2 separate regions of the Homo sapiens genome follow, and region 2 is linked to region 1. The links are chromatin loops, found by intact Hi-C in ENCODE. Cell type or tissue: CD4-positive, alpha-beta T cell. All regions are shown on one strand.

Evidence for each region. Peaks named below come from ENCODE experiments on the same cell type or tissue, not always from the same donor. Only the 100,000 strongest peaks of a DNase experiment are listed, where the experiment ranks them.
Region 2: a loop joins it to region 1, with 5 times the contacts of the local background. A loop is called at or near these places in 28 of 110 quality-filtered maps.

The regions. Positions count from the first base shown.
Region 1 is chr1:33,076,158-33,084,157 of GRCh38, forward strand. It overlaps AZIN2 (antizyme inhibitor 2), which reads left to right and starts at 4,996. Exons shown (of 12, transcript NM_052998.4): 1 at 4,996-5,137; 2 at 5,231-5,351; 3 at 5,444-5,655; 4 at 6,021-6,197; 5 at 7,797-7,970. The coding sequence starts at 6,093. It overlaps LOC105378635 (a long non-coding RNA gene), which reads right to left and starts at 4,839. Exons shown (of 3, transcript XR_947163.2): 1 at 4,764-4,839; 2 at 4,042-4,170; 3 at 1,727-2,129. RefSeq lists a silencer at 4,958-5,217 and an enhancer at 7,939-8,000. In CD4-positive, alpha-beta T cell, no CTCF peak of the experiment used is centred here; DNase peaks (open chromatin) are centred at 4,914 and 5,614; H3K4me3 peaks cover 1,779 bases; H3K27ac peaks cover 1,120 bases.
Region 2 is chr1:32,709,016-32,717,015 of GRCh38, forward strand. No RefSeq gene overlaps it. Among named protein-coding and RNA genes, the nearest start is that of SYNC, 10 kb to the left of the region's middle. RefSeq lists silencers at 3,203-3,442, 5,313-5,607. In CD4-positive, alpha-beta T cell, CTCF peaks have their summits at 3,333 (motif pointing right) and 3,536; DNase peaks (open chromatin) are centred at 3,396 and 7,806; H3K4me3 peaks cover 427 bases.

The sequences.
Region 1 (8,000 bases):
CTGAGCTTCATGCCTTATTCTCAGAGCCCATCTCACTGGCATAGTCAGACAGACCAGAGTGAAGTTTCCGTTCTGATACTCACTAGCTGGGTAACCTTAGACAAAGGATTTAATCCCAATTTTCTCACCTGTAAAATGGGGCTAATAATGCCTGTCTTACAGGGTTATCTAAAGATTAAATGCAATCATGTGTTTGTAAACATTCAGTATGATGTCTGCCACACAACAGGTGCTCAAATAATGTTTGTTTACTTCTCTGTCTACTTCTCCCTATGGAATAAATTCCATAATCATTCTGAACTGGTGTCTTAGTCCATTTTGTGCTGCTGCAACAGAATACCTGAGTCTGTGTAAGTTATAATGAACAGAAAATTGGCTCATGGCTCTGGAGGCTGGGAAGTCCAAGACTGAGGAGCTGCATCTAGTGGAGGCCTTCTTGCTGCATAATTTCATGGTGGAAGGTGGTGGAGAGGGCAAGAGAGAGCAAGAGGTTGAACTCACAGCCTTGAGCCCTTTTATAATGGGCATTAATCCATTTATGGTGGTGGAGCCCTCATGACTTAAACACTTCCCATTAGGCCCCACCTCCCAACACTGTTGCATTGGGTATTAAATTACAACCCAAGCTTTTTGAGAGACACATTCAAACCATAGCAACTGATATACTGATCTTTATTTTTTATTTTTTTAGAGATGGAGTCTTGCTCTATTGCCCAGACTGGAGTGCAGTGGTGCAATCTTGGCTCACTGCAACATCTGCCTCCTGGGTTCAATTGATTCTCCCACCTCAGCTGCCCCAGTACCTGGGATTACAGGTGCTCACCACCATGCCCGGCTAATTTTTTGTATTTTTAGTAGAGATGGGGTTTCACTATGTTGGCCAGGCTGGTCTTGAACTCCTGACCTCAAGTGATTCACCTGCCTCAGCCTCCCAAAGTGCTGGGATTACAGGCATGAGCTGCCACACCCGGTGGTATACTGATCTTTAAAAGGGAGAAATAATCTTCCCTACTAGTTACCACAAAATATCTTCTCTCCTTGTCTTCATTAGTATTTTGATTTTATTGGGGGGTAGGAGGAACAGCAATGTACCCAAATAAAGACTACGTCTTCCCACCTCCCTCGCAACTAGGTGTCATCGTGGATCTATATTTTGGTCAATTATGAAAAAAGAAGTGTTTGGTGGTGTTATGGGTTGAATTGTGTCCTTGTAAAATGTTATTTTTAAGTCCTAACCTCCAGTGCCACAGAATGTGACCTTATTTGGAAACAGGACTTTGCAGAGGTAATCAAATTTAAATGGGGTCATTAGGATGGACCCTAATCCCATATGATAAGCATCCTTATTAAAAGGGGAAATTTGGACCCAGAGACAAACACATATAGAGGGAAGATCATATGAAGACACACAGGGAGAAGACGGCCATGTGACTGGAGTGATGCATTACGAGCCAAGGAACGCCAAGGATTGCCAGCTAACACCATAGGCTAGAAGAAGCAAGGAAAGATTCTCTCCTAGAGCCATCAGAGAGAACATGGCCCTGCCAACTCCTTGACTCCAGACTCCTAGCCTCCATAACTGGAGACAATACATTTCTGTTATTTTAAGCCACTCATTTTTGGTACTTTGTTATGGCATCCCTAAGAAATTAATACTGGTGGAATTTTGGGAAGCCTGAATAAAATGATGAACAGGAAAGTATTTTTCAAACTCTCCAGTTCTATGTACTAATAAGGCATTTTTATTATTGCAACGTTTGTGACTATGATTACTCTTGGTTTATGAAGAATAGATTGACTTGGCTGACATGATTCTGACTAGAGATCAGAAGATTTTTATCCTGCTTCTGCTCCATGTTCTTGAGGGCTCAGCACAGCAATCATAGATGCTACAACAGCAGTAGCATGAGAGACAAGCAGAAGAGAAGCTACCAGCTTTTGGGTTGGATGCTGGCAGGATGAGTGTGTAACTTTTGTTTAGCTGGGGCCAGAATTCTCAGCCACTGATTGGCAGTCAAGCATAAAGGTTAAAGGTCAGAATTGGCTTGTATTTAAATCTAGTCTTCACCTTTACTTGCTGTGTGATCCTGGGCAAGTTATTGAACTTTTCTGAGCTTTATATTCCTCATCTGTAAAATGAGAACAAATGTGGCTCCTGTGACATAGGGTTGTCATGGAGTTTCAATGACATCACATAACAAGCAGGGAAAAAAGAAAAAGCCACAGCCTATCTGTACTCAGTCCAGGGTGCAGATTTTTCTGCTCTGATTACTTACTCTTGATAGATTCCAAATGGACAGACTGGATTCTGGCTCGTTTCTTCTTACCTCTATTGATTCATTCAGTAAACATATTGAATGTACCTATTATGTGCCTACTAGGTGATGAAAAAAGCTGGTAGGGCAGACCCAGACCATGACATCCAAATGCAGACAGCTCAGAGAATGATTTAACTAAAAGTAGAGCCAAAGTTATTCGGGTGCTCCTCTCCTCTCAGTCTAATTTTTTTTTTTTTTTTGAGACAGAGTCTTGCTCTGTCACCCAGGCTGGAGTGCGGTGGCGTGATCTCGGCTCACCGCAAGCTCCGCCTCCCGGGTTCACGCCATTCTCCTGCCCCAGCCTCCCGAGTAGCTGGGACTACAGGCTCCCGCCACCGCACCTGGCTAATTTTTTTTTGTATTTTTAGTAGAGATGGGGTTTCACCATGTTAGCCAGGATGGTCTCGATCTCCTGACCTCGTGATCCTCCCATCTCAGCTAGGATTACAGGCGTGAGCCACCGCGCCTGGCCCTCTCAGTATAATCTTTTAGGGTTTCTGCCATGGCCGTCCTAATCTACCCTTCCTGATTGGTAGATACTTGTTCTCATACTATGTTGCAAATGACTATTAATCTCAAAGAAAGGTCCTGCAAATGACTGTCCTATAAAGCTGCCTCCTGAAATACTACTCCTATGCATAGAAAACAAGATGGTTCCAGGCAGAAGGGCCCAGAGAAATCAGTCTGAAACCTCTCAGTTCACAGGGGGAAATCAAGCCAGGCAGAAGTGACCCAGATCCAGTTAGGGTGACTCAGCCAAGGACACCCAGCAATTATATGTCCCAGCTGGGTAGGGAGCAGAAAATGGCTCTCCTGCTTCTGGTCCCTGCCCCACACCATTTGTGTACTGAGCATGTTCTAACTAGGTTGTGCAGTGTCCTAGGGAGATACTAAGGCGGGACAAGAAGTGCCTCTGATTTAAAAAAAAGTCTACAGCCCACTGGGCATGGTGGCTCACGCCTGTAATCCCAGCACTTTGGGAGGCTGAGGCAGGCAGATTGCTAGAGCTCAGGAGTTTGAGACTAGCCTGGGCAACAGGGCGAAACCCTGTCTCTACAAAAAATACAAAAATCAGCAAGGTATGGTAGCATGCACTTGTAGTCCCAGCTACTTGGGAGGCCGAGGTTGGAGGATCACTTGAGCCTGGGAGGTGGAGGTTGCAGTGAGCTGAGGTCATGTCACTGCACTCCAGCCTGGGTGACAGAGCCAGATCTTGTCTCAAAAGAGAAAAAAAAAAAAAAAAGCCCACAGCCTAGCAGGGGACATGAAGACATATGGTAGACCAAAAGCCCTTTGGCTTCATTGATTTGAAATGCTGCCTCCATTGTGTACCAATCTCCAATGTATATGGGACTGTTGTAGACCCTGTTCTGTTTTACCACTGTCTCTTCCTGCTCCAGCACCATACTGTTTTAAAGACTGTAGTTTTGGCCGGGCGCGGTGGCTCACGCCTATAATCCCAGCACTTTGGGAGGCCGGGGCGGGTAGATTACTGGAGGTCAGGAGTTCAAGACCACCCTGGCCAATATGGTGAAACCCCATCTCTACTGAAAATACAAAATTAGCTGTGCGTGGTGGCATGCGCCTATAATCCCAGTTACTTGGGAGGCTGAGGCAGGAGAATCGCTTGAACCCAGGAGGCAGAGGTTGCAGTGAGCTGAGATCGTGCCATTGCACTCCAGCCTGGGCAAAAAGAGTGTCTTGACTGTTCTTGTACACTTACTTTTCCAGATGAACTTTTATATCAGCTTTTGAGTAACACAGCTATTGAATCTTCCTCAGCATTCTTGTCTATGCCAGGCACCAGGCTCTTGAGCAGGGTATTCAGTCCTTGCCCTTGGGAAATCACAAACTAGATGCAAAGTGTAACCAAACAAGAAGTGTAAAATAACAACAGGAATCTCACGCTATGGGTAACAAGAACCAAATGAGTGAGGGGTCCAGACAGACTAAATGCTGTGTTCCTTGGGGCCAGGCAAGTCATGGAAGGTTCAACAGAGGTGACATTATACAGGACTTTGATGGGTGAGCAGCAGCTTTCGGTATAGAAGAAATGCTTTGAGTTGAGGAAGTCCGGGAAAGCTTCTTGGAGAAGGAGACACATTTCTATTGAGAGATGAGTAAGAGTTTGCCGGGTTCACAGGATGGGATAAAGGGAGGGATTGCCCTGAACTGGGAAAGTCACAAAAAGGTTCTCTGAAGACATTTTAGATGCGTTTTGAGTTGGAGTCGGGGAAGATGCCTGGAAGAGGCAATTAAATAAAAAGAATTTTATTACAAAAGTAATACAAGGACATGTCATTGGAACCGGGTTTCGAGAGATGAGTGAGCAGTTCCTGACGCAGACAAGAGCTGGACCACGAAGTAAGTTGAGGCAGAGGCAGAAAAGGCTTCCTGGTCCTGCCCACTCTCTAAGACCTAAGATGCAGGGTCTAAGTGTCTCACCTGCGTGGCGGCGGCCCTGTAGTTCTGACTTCCAGCGTGAGGTAGCCACCGCCAGGCCTCCGGGGGAGAAGACTACAGTAAGGGCGAGCAGAGCTGAATGCTTTATGTCGGAATCGACCAATGGGATGGCGGCACCCGGTTGCCAGGGCTACGGCCAAGCGGAGGTAGGGCCTCGGCACTATGGGCGGGGCCTGGGCGGGGTTATATAAGCCAGCGGCGGGCGGAAGGCGGGGCGTGGGGGTCTGTGGCTGCTGGGCTGGCGGGGCGCAGGCCGCGGGACCCGAGCCCGGGGAAGCGAGAGAGCGGAGGCGCCGAGGATCCGATTCACTCCCTGGGGAGACCTATGGGCCGAAGCCGTGTAAATGCGTTTTAAGGCGAGTGCGGAAAGTGGCCTGGGGAGCCTCGGGGAGCGGACGCCCTCCGCCCTGGTGCTGACCTGCCTCCCTGCCCCTTCTGCCTCCTGTCAGCAGAGGCCTCGGCTCCGCAACTGCCACTCCTCCTCGGGGTGTTGCACAAGTTTCGAGGTCACCGGCGACCCCCCCTAGCAGCGCGCCTGGCTCTGGCCCCCGCGAAGGAGGACGGAGTTTGGTAAGGGGCCCTGGGGGTTGGGGGGACCTCAGCCCTGCACTCTGTAGGAGTCACTCGGACAGAAAAAACCTCGGCCTTCCGTTCTCTCCCAGGAGCTTGCGGCCCCCACCCACCGCGTGGCGTCCCCAGGCACGCCTAGAATTCTAGCACCTCAGGATCAGTCCAGCCCCCATTTACAATTGGGGAAACTGCGGCTCCGAAAGGGTCAGAGGGTACCCGAGGTCAAGCAGTAGAGAGCGGACTCGAACTTAAGCTCTTGCTCTTAGGCTGAGACGCCTTGATGTGGCCACCGGCTACCCTCTAGGTGGGCGTGGTCAAGACTGGGGGCGCCCTGGAAACTTCCCCACCCAAGTTTCTCAGATTTTCTGTTCCATCTCTCTCTCACTCTTTCCTGAAATCCAGAATTTCAGAACTGGGAAGGCTCTCCAAAACAATTCATCCATTTTACAGAGGGAGCAACTGACTCGGAGAGGCAGTGACATTTGGGCATACGGTGCCTTGTCTCCGTCTGAAATCCGGGATTCTTGACTTTCTCCACCCTTGCCCAGTGAACCCCGGGCTTGTGCTGGGGGCGGGTTGTGACGGGATTGGGATCCCTGGCCTCGGGAGGCGAGTGGGGCAGCAGAGCCGGCCCCCCAGCGGTTCCCTTCATCTCCCCTCGCCCCGCAGTGTGTTGCATACTTTCTAAGGCGGCGGCTGCAGCAGCGGCTCCATCCAGCCCGTCAGCTCCTCCTGCAAGGCATGGCTGGCTACCTGAGTGAATCGGACTTTGTGATGGTGGAGGAGGGCTTCAGTACCCGAGACCTGCTGAAGGAACTCACTCTGGGGGCCTCACAGGCCACCACGGTGAGGGGCTGGGAATGGGGGTGGGTCCCCGGTCCCCTGTACAGATCAGCTGCCTCCTCAGGAAGGGTCCCTAGGGCCCTCATCTTATCCTTTCGCTTATTTGGTACGCAATCCTTGCTATTTGCAAGAGAGGGGCTCAATTTATCCCCAATTCTTTGTCCTTGCCCCCAAACCTGCCCCTCCTATGTTGCCTTTTTACCCAGCCCTCCAAGGTCAGAAACGGGGGATTCCTTTCCTGCTGCCCCCTCTCCCTCACCGCCCACATCTAGGCATTACCAAGCTCTGTGAATTCTGCCTCCTTAAATAAGCCTCCAGTGTGCTTATGTGGAACCTCGCTTTCTAGTTCAGTCTTCCTCTCTCCAAAGGCCCCCTGATCTCCCGGTCTCATGCCACCCCCTCCAAAGGTATCATAGTCCTGTTCAAAATCTGAATTTGGCAATTCTCCACTGCCTACAGGATCAAGTCAGAGCTTCCCTGCCTCCATAGCCCCATTCCCAGCTTTCCCCACAGTATATATTATGCTCCTTCGGAGCTGAATGACTCAATTTGCATTTCCCAATGATGCTGTGTGCCCAATGATGCTATTACCATGCCTTTGCCCAGGCTGTTCCTTCTGCCTGCAGCATCCTTCTCTCAGCCTCTCCCCTCTTTACCCCTTTCTAGTCATTCCTTGCTTCTCATCAGTGTTGCCTTTCCTGATCGCCCCAGGCAGATTTTCTATTTTCTTTCTCCATGCCCCTGCATTGCACCTTGTAGAAACTGCCATCTAACATCTGCTGAATGGACTTGTAAGTACTTAAGGGGTTCCTTTTCTTCCAGACCCAAGCTCCTTCAGAACAACAGTACTGTTTGGTCATCTCTGTCCCTTAGCATAACGTTTGGCACCAAGTGGGCATGAGTAAAAAAGTGTTGCATGAAAGGGAAACTGAGTCCCAGGGAAGCAACTCTGGAAGGGTCCCTTCCACATTTAAGTAATGTGGTCTCACCCACAGCCTCATACATGTTTGGCCTTTAGCACATCTACAATGAACAGTTGTCCATAGGGATAGGTTGCAGTGTCAGTGGGACTAGCTTAAGGCTTCATTGAGCACCTGTGTTTGGAAGGCAGTGAGCTGTAGGTCATAGCTTCTGCCTTTAGGGAGTTTACCCTTTTCTAGAATGGACAGATGCATATGCAGTTCTGATACCTTGGAAGCATATGCAAATGCAGTGGGAGCATTTAAAAGCAGAGTTGCCTTATTGGTTTGGGGAAGGTGGCATTTGAGTGAAACTTTAAGGATTTTGCCAGACACAGGAGTGGGGAGGGTATTCTGCAGGACATGGTGGGAACAAAGGTTTGAAGGTGGGAAAATGATCCAGCCTACAGCTGGAGTTTTAGCCGCATTGAGGGGAGGGATTGGGGCTAGATCAGAGCCTTGAATGCCAGGCTGAGGAGTTTGCCTTCTGCCCTGTAGGCTTGGGGAGGCCCAGAAAACTTAGCAGCAGGGTAGCTCTGTGGCCAGTACTGAACCTGGGTCAGGTACTTGGAAGGATCACGGATGGCATGCACAGGGTGCGAGCTGGATGGGGTCTCACATTCATCCACTTCTTGTCATTCAGGACGAGGTAGCTGCCTTCTTCGTGGCTGACCTGGGTGCCATAGTGAGGAAGCACTTTTGCTTTCTGAAGTGCCTGCCACGAGTCCGGCCCTTTTATGCTGTCAAGTGCAACAGCAGCCCAGGTGTGCTGAAGGTTCTGGCCCAGCTGGGGCTGGGCTTTAGCTGTGCCAACAAGGTGAGCCCTGCCCGCACGGTGCACTGACCC
Region 2 (8,000 bases), 370 kb before region 1:
GTGGCTGGTAGAATGGGGCAGGCAGGGGACTGTGAGTGAGTGGACATGCGTGTGGGAGGAATGGATGGATGAGCTGGGAAGTGGAGAGGCACCAGAGGGCAGCAGGGGAGGCATGGCCTTGGCAGCTGTCTCTACCAGACCCCAGAGCAGATCCTATAGGACCCTGGGAAACCAACCTCCCTGAACCTCAGCTCCCTCTCAGCAAAATGGGCAATTAACACCCTCTTCACAGGGTTGTTGTGAAATGCAATCAAATGTGAGGCTCAACACATGAGCCACTGGAAGTGGAGCTGCTCTCCAAGCTGAGAGTAGCACATTCCCCATTACTACTGATGCAGGTGGAGGCCATTCTGCTCACTTTTTTTTTTTTTTTGAGACGGCGTTCTTGCTCTTGTCCCCCAGGCTGGAGTGCAATGGCATGATCTTGGCTCACTGCAATCTCTGCCTCCTGGGTTCTCCTGCCTCAGCCTCCTGAGCCACCTGCCTCCACACCTGGCTAATTTTTGTATTTTTAGTAGAGAAGGGGTTTCTCCATATTGGCCAGGCTGGTCGTGAACTCTTGACCTTCAATCCGCCCTCCTGGGTCTCCCAAAGTGCTGGGATTACAGGCATGAGCCACCACGCCTGGCCTCTGCTCACTTTCTTTGTGCCAAGAGCTCCAGCAACCCGTCTAGAGGTGGGAGGAGGGTGGTACAGAGATGCCCTGGCAGGGCCCTCAGACCCACCACTTCTGTTTTTTGTTTTCAGACAGAGTCTTGCTCTTGCCCAGGCTGGAGTGCAGTGGTATGATCAGTGGGACCACAGGTGTGTGCCACCCCACCCGGCTAAATATTTTATTTTTTGTACAGATCACAGCCAGATAGAGGGGTATCTCACCATGTTGCCCAGGCTGGTCTTGAACTCTTGAACTCAAACGATCCTCCAGCCTTGACCTTCCAAAGTGCTGGGATTACAGGCATGAGCCACCGCACCCAGCCTTGACCTACTGCTTCTAGAGAGCCAGGGTATGAATCCAAGCTTTGGAGCGCTTACTTGCTGTGTGACCTTAGGAAAGTCACTCCACTTCATGGAAATTGTTTTCTTCTCTGTAAAATTAGATAACACAGCCAGGCGCGGTGGCTCACTCCTGTAATCCCAGCACTTTGGGAGGCCGAGGTGGGTGGATCACCTGAGGTCGGGAGTTCAAGACCAGCCTGACCAACATGGAGAAACCCCGTCTCTACTAAAAATACAAAATTAGCTGGGCATGGTGGTGCATGCCTGTAATCCCACCTACTCGGGAGGCTGAGGCAGGAGAATCGCTTGAACCCAGGAGGCGGAGGTTGCAGTGAGCCGAGATCGTGCCATTGCACTCCAGCCTGGGAAACAAGAGCAAAATTCTGTCTCAAAACAAAACAAAAACAAGAAATAATTAACTATTATTTTTGAAACTCCCCTTTCTCCTGCTTCCTCTCTCTGAAGCTGCAACCAGGGGCTGGCTGACTACAGCATGTGTTTTCACTCGCTCATTCATTCACTTCACCATTTGTTAGGCCAGACAATGTGTTAAACCCTAAGAACACAAAGACAGTAAGTCATTAAAGCAAGACCTATATCTGTATGACTTCATGGCTGTGTCCCTTGTCCCTAGGTTTTCAACAAATAGTGGCCAAATGATGTGTTCATGAAGAGTATAGTAATGAATAAGACAAATAGAAGAGAATAAAGAATGAAAAGAAAAAACAAATAGTGGCCAAATTAGTAAATGATGTTAGCTATATTCTTGAGCCCCTACTGCAAGCCAGATGCTAAACTAGTCTTTTTTTTTTTTTTTTGAGACAGAGTCTCGCTCTGTCACCCAGGCTGGAGTGCAGTGGCGCAATTTTGGCTCTCTGCAACCTCCACCTCCCGGATTCAAGCAATTCTCCTGCCTCAGCCTCCTGATTAGCTGGGATTACAGGCACCCACCACCATGCCTGGCTAATTTTTGTATTTTTAGTAGAGAGGAGATTTCGCCGTGTTGGCCAGGCTGGTCTCAGACTCCTGACCTCAGGTGATCTGCCTGCTTGGGCCTCCCAAAGTGCTGGGATTACAGGCCGGAGCCACTGCACCTGGGCTAGAAGGCATTTTATCTGCTTTAATGCAATAAATCTTCAGAACAGCCCTATAACATGGGGCCTGTAATAAAGCCCATTTACTGATGAGAAAACTGAGGCTTGGAGAGGTTATGCAACTTAGTTGACCAAAGTCACACAGAGAGGAAATGGTGGCACCCAAGATTCAATACACTGCCTCCACGAATAAATGATGTGTTATCCACATCATTGTCATTAACCTTGACTTTCAGAGACTTATAGTCTAGTGGGAATCTGGCAGCCTTTCCATCCTCAGACTTAGCCCCAAGGGGCCCAGGCATGGCCACAGACTTGTTTTGTGTCTCCGGGCAAATTACTTAACCTCTCTGGTTCTGCTTCCTTTTTTTTTTTTTTTTTTTTTTTTGAGACCAAGTCTTGCTCTGTCACCCAGGCTGGAGTGCAGTGGTGCCATCTCAGCTCACTGCAAGCTCCGCCTCTCAGGTTCATGCCATTCTCCTGCCTCAGACTCTCGAGTAGCTGGGACTACAGGCGCCCACCACCACGCCCAGCTAATTTTTTGTATTTTTAGTAGAGATGGGGTTTCACCATGTTAGCCAGGATGGTCTCGATCTCCTCACCTCGTGATCTGCCCACCTTGGCCCCCCAAAGTGCTGGGATTACAGACGTGAGCCACAGCGCCCGGCCACTTCTTTTTTTCTTTTTTTGAAACAAAGTCTCACTCTGTCACCCAGGCTGGAGTGCAGTGGCTGGATCTCAGCTCACTGCAACCTCCGCCTCCCGAGTTCAAGCAATTCTCCTGCCTTAGCCTCCTGAGTAGCTAGGATTACAGGCACTTGCCACCACGCCAGGCTAATTTTTGTATTTTTAGTAGAGACGGAGTTCCACTATGTTGGCCGGGCTAGTCTCAAACTCCTGACCTCAGGTGATCCACCCGCCTCGGCCTTCCAAAGTGCTGGGATTACAGGCGTGAGCCGCCGCGCCTGGCCCCCTGATTCTGCTTCTAGGAAATGAGATTGGGTGGGCGTTAAATGAGAAAATGTGCAGGAAATGCCCAGCCTTTTGCCCAGTATACAAGAGACACTTGATAAGTGTTCTTCTCTTTATTTCCTTCTTTCTCCCTGCCCTCTGGGACCGCTGTCTGGGAGCCATTGGGGCCTACCCGGTGCTGACCACCAGCCACCGCTTCAGAGGAAGCTGCGTTCAGGGTCGTTCCTCCCCAGGTCGGGCAATGCCGAGCACTGCCTCCAGGGGGCGCCGCCACGCCGACCCCGCGCCCCGGGGGTTGTCTTTTCCGCCGCAGCCGCGCGGGGCCGCCCGGGCCCTGAGTTTTCAGGACCGATGGCGCGCCGACAGTGGGGAGGTCGGCGTCCCAGCTGAATCAAGGACGTCCTTTAGCACCGCAGTGATAATGAACACACAACAATAATAGCCGCAGATCCACCCATAGCGAGCTGCTGGAGTTTAAAGGGCGCATGCGCTTGCTGGGAGGCTGTGGGACTCAGGGAAGGTGCCAGGCCTTAGACTCTGAGCTGGGTTCGAATCCAGAGCAGAGCAGTCTCTCACGTTTCCCCGCTCTGTACCCTTAGGCTTCTCTGAGCTTCTGCTTCCTTTTTTTTTTTTTTTTTTTTTTTTTTTTTTTTGAGACGACGGAGTCTGGCTGTGTCGCCCAGGCTGGAGTGCAGTGGCGCGATCTCCGGTCACTGCAAGTTCCGCCTTCCAGGTTCACGCCATTCTCCTGCCTCAGCCTCCCGAGTAGCTGGGACTACAGGCGCCCGCCACCACGCCTGGCTAATTTTTTTATATGTTTTTAGTAGAGACGGGGTTTCACTGTGTTAGCCAGGATGGTCTCGATCTCCCGATCTTGTGATCCACCGGCCTCGGCCGCCCAAAGTGCTGGGATTACAGGCGTGAGCCACTGCGCCCAGCCTCCTTTGTTTTCAAATGGGAAATGTATTATAGTTCTTGAGAGGAATAAATGAGCAACTTAGGAGAAGTGCATGTACCGTAATTCCCTCTGTCCTGTGAGGGAGCTCTGATTGAATTCCTTTGTGGAATGAGAACGCTGGGGACCCTTTCCCAGGCTCGCGGGCCTCCATGGGTCTCTCTCTCCCCTAGCACAGCCCAGAGGCCAGTCCAGGAGCTCTCTCCCTAAACCCCCTCTTCGGAGCTTCCCTACTCCTCTCTGGAGTTGGCAGCACCTTCAGCTCCTTGGACTCCTCTGGGAACTGCCCCTCCGTCCCCAGGTGCAGGCCCAAGCCAGCAATCTTCCCCTGGCCAATCCCACTACATCCCTCAAACTGAAGCAACGCCCCGTTTGTTCTCCTTACCGCTTCCAAAACCCCATCCAGCCATCTTCTCCAGAAAAACCTTTCCCCGTGTCCTCTCCCAGGTCCACAGCCTTTGCACATGCCACTCCTTGTATCTGGAACACCCTTTCCCCAAGCCCTAAAGCTTGTTACTCAGAACACAGCTTAAATATCACTTTTTCCAGGACGCTCCCTCCCTGTGGTCCTATGGTCGCCTGAGTTTCTTTTGCATTTCTTGTTTTTTTTTTTTTTTTTTTTTTTTTTTTGAGACAGTATCTCGCTCTGTCTCCCAGGCTGGAGTGCAGTGGCGCGCGATCTCGGCTCACTGCAAGCTCCACCTCCCGGGTTTTACGCCGTTCTCCTGCCTCAGCCTCGCGAGTAGCTGGGACTGCAGGCGTGCACCACCTACGCCCGACTAATTTTTTTTGGTATTTTTTTAGTAGAGATGGGGTTTCACCGTGTTAGCCAGGATGGTCTCGAACTCCTGACCTTGTGATCCGCCCACCTCGGCCTCCCAAAGTGCTGGGATTAGAGGCGTGAGCCACCGCGCCCGGCTGTTTTGTTTTGTTTTTTAAGATGCAGTCTCACTCTGTCCCCCAGGCTGGAGTGCAGTGGCGCGATCTCGGCTCACTGCAACCTCCACCTCCTGGGTTCAAGCAATTCTCTTGCCTCAGCCTTCTGAGTAGCTGGGAGGGACTACAGGTGTGCACCACCATGCCTGGCTACTTTTTGTATTTTTACAAAACTACTATATTGGCCAGGCTGGTCACTATATTGGTTTCACTCTATTGGTTTCACTATATTGGCCAGGCTGGTCTCGAACTCCTGACCTCAGGTGATCCGCCCGACTCAGCCTCCCAAAGTGCTGGGATTACATGTGTGAGCCACCATACCCAGCAGGATTTTTTTGTTTAGTGCCTAATCTCCCCTCATTACAGAGTGAAGCCCTCAAAAACAAGAACCTCATCAGTCAAGGGCTCCATGTTATGCCTAGGGCCCTGCCCTGTGAATGTTTGGTAAATGTGTGTCTAATGAATAAGCGATTCCACCCAACTGGGTCCACACTCACTAAGCTTTCTCAACAGCCTCGGCTCAAAGGCACATACACAGAGTCAACACAGCCACACACACACGCACACACATGCACAGAGTCACAAATGGTGCACAAATATGCAACAGGCTCACGCACAAAGCTGAATTCATCTGTGCTCACTACTCCTCTGTGTCCCAGGTCTGTTTTCTTTTGTGACTTGGGGTCCCTGAGAACAAGAGTGTTTTTTTTTTCTTTTTTTAGATGGAGTTTCACTCTTTCGCCCAGGCTGTAGTGAAGTGGCAAGATCTCGGCTCACTGCAACCTCTGCTTCCCAGGTTCAAGTGATTCTCCTGCCTCAGCATCCCGAGTAGCTGGGATTACAGGCACCCGTCAACATGCCCGGCTAGTTTTTGTATTTTTAGAAGAGACAAGATTTCCTCATGTTGGCCAGGCTAGTCTTGAACTCCTGACCTCAGGTGATCCACCTGCCTCAGCCTCCCAAAGTGCTAGAATTACAGGCATGAGCTACTGCACCTGGCAAGAGTTATGTTTTTTTGTCTTCGAGATGGAGTTTCACTCTTTTGCCCAGGCTAGAGTGCAGTGGTGCAATCTCGGCTCACTGCAACCTCCGTCTTCCGGTTTCAAGCGATTCTCCTGCCTCAGCCTCCTGAGTAGCTGGGATTACAGGTGCCCGCCACCACGCCTGGCTAACTTTTGTATTTTTAGTAGAGACGGGATTTCACCATGTTGGCCAGGCTGGTCTTGAACTCCTGACCTTGTGATCCACCCGCCTCAGCCTCCCAAAGTGCTGGGATGAGAGGCATGAGCCACCGCGCCCAGCCTTTTTTTTTTTTTTTTTTTTTTTTGAGTCGGAGTTTTGCTCTTGTTGCCCAGGCTGGGGTGCAATGGCACGATCTCGGCTCACTGCAACCTCCGCCTCCCAGGTTCAAGCGATTCTCCTGCCTCAGCCTCCCGAGTAGCTGGGATTATAGGCATGTGCCACCATGTCCGGCTAATTTTTAGTAGAGACGGGGTTTTTCCATGTTGGTCAGGCTGGTCTCGAACTCCCGACCTCAGGTGATCCGCCTGCCTTGGCCTCCCAAAGTGCTGGGATTACAGGTGTGAGCCACCGCGCCCGGAAAGAGTTGTGTTTTTTACCAGCCTAGGAGCCCCTAGGAGAGGGCAATTTGCTCCCATCAGACTGGGAATCCCAGGCGAATGCTCTATCTCCCCAACTAGTTTGAGGACCTGGGCTCAGGAGTGTCTCCCTTACCAGCCCAGGAGCTCCTGGACCAGGCTGCTTCTACTTCAGGCTTTGGAGCCCTTGGGCCATGCTAGATATGTTCACTAACTAGCCTTGGAGCCGCAAGAACAGAATGGGCCTTCCTTGCTTCAGCCAGGTACTCCAGGAGCAGAGCTGAGCTGGATCTCCCCCAGCAGGCTGGTGGCTCCCACAGGCATGGCTGTGTCTCCCTGACCCCTCTCCACCTCTGCCACTGTCCACCGGCCTAACCCTTCTACCTTGATACAGCAGTTAGGGCTGGGCTGGGCTGGGCTGCCCGAGCTTTGGAAGCAGCAGCAAACCACACTGTGAGACAGGTCCTTTGGAATTCCCTAGGAGGTGGCAGGATCAGTGAGGCTGCAGTAGGGGTGACCTGGCCTGCCTCAGTATGTTGGGCAACTCATCCATATATCTAGTCACTCACCAAACCAGTCCAGAGTTCTTGGGCCTGGGCCTACAGCGCTCTATCTGTATTATGTAGTTAAATTGTCTCATCAATCCTGTGAGGTGGGTGTGATCACGCCTCATTTACAGATGAGGAAACTGAGGGTCAGAGAACAGCAGTGACTTGCCCTAAGTCACAGAGCTGGGAAAGAGCTGGCTGGTTGCCTACTGCATCTTCTACCCAGGTTCAGGAAATGTTTAGGGATAGATTCCACAGGTAGAGAGAGGTGTGTGGCGGGATGCCCAGGTTTCTGGCTTGGGTGGCTTTCAGGAGAGTGCTGACTCCTGAGACAGGGACTGCAAGAAGGTGGGAGTGCCTGTCAGGGAGCTGAGGAGCAGTGGGGAGGCGTAGGTTGCCAAGCAGCTAACCAGGGCAGGCAAGAGGTGGGTCTGGAACCCAGGCTTCCCCATTCCCAGCAGGAGCATCCCCTGCCTACTCCCCACCCAGCTCTTGGCACTGGAGTCCTGGGTTCAAGTCCCATTCTCCATTTGACCCCATCTGAAAAACATGGGCACAGACCCTGTGAGGTCAACACCTGGGATTCCTGCTCCTTTAAGCCTTTCCCAGTGGAGGGCGTGGCCCTGGCTGCAGGTGAGCGCTGTTGCCACATCAGCCGGGTAAGCCCTGCCCTGTCCCCTCCCCCAGCTCTGGAGAGAGGCCCTAGAGGCCCCAGAGGACGGTGGGAAGTGGGCGGGGAGAAAAGGCGGAGCCTGCTTGGCTGGAGAGAAGGGGACAGCCCTGGGCTGGGTGAAGGCACCTGAGTGTTGAGAACACCTGACTGTGCTAGCCTCTGTGTGTCTGTGAGGGTGTCTCTGAATGTTCCAGAGTGCACAGGAGTGTGTACAAAATAAACGTGCAC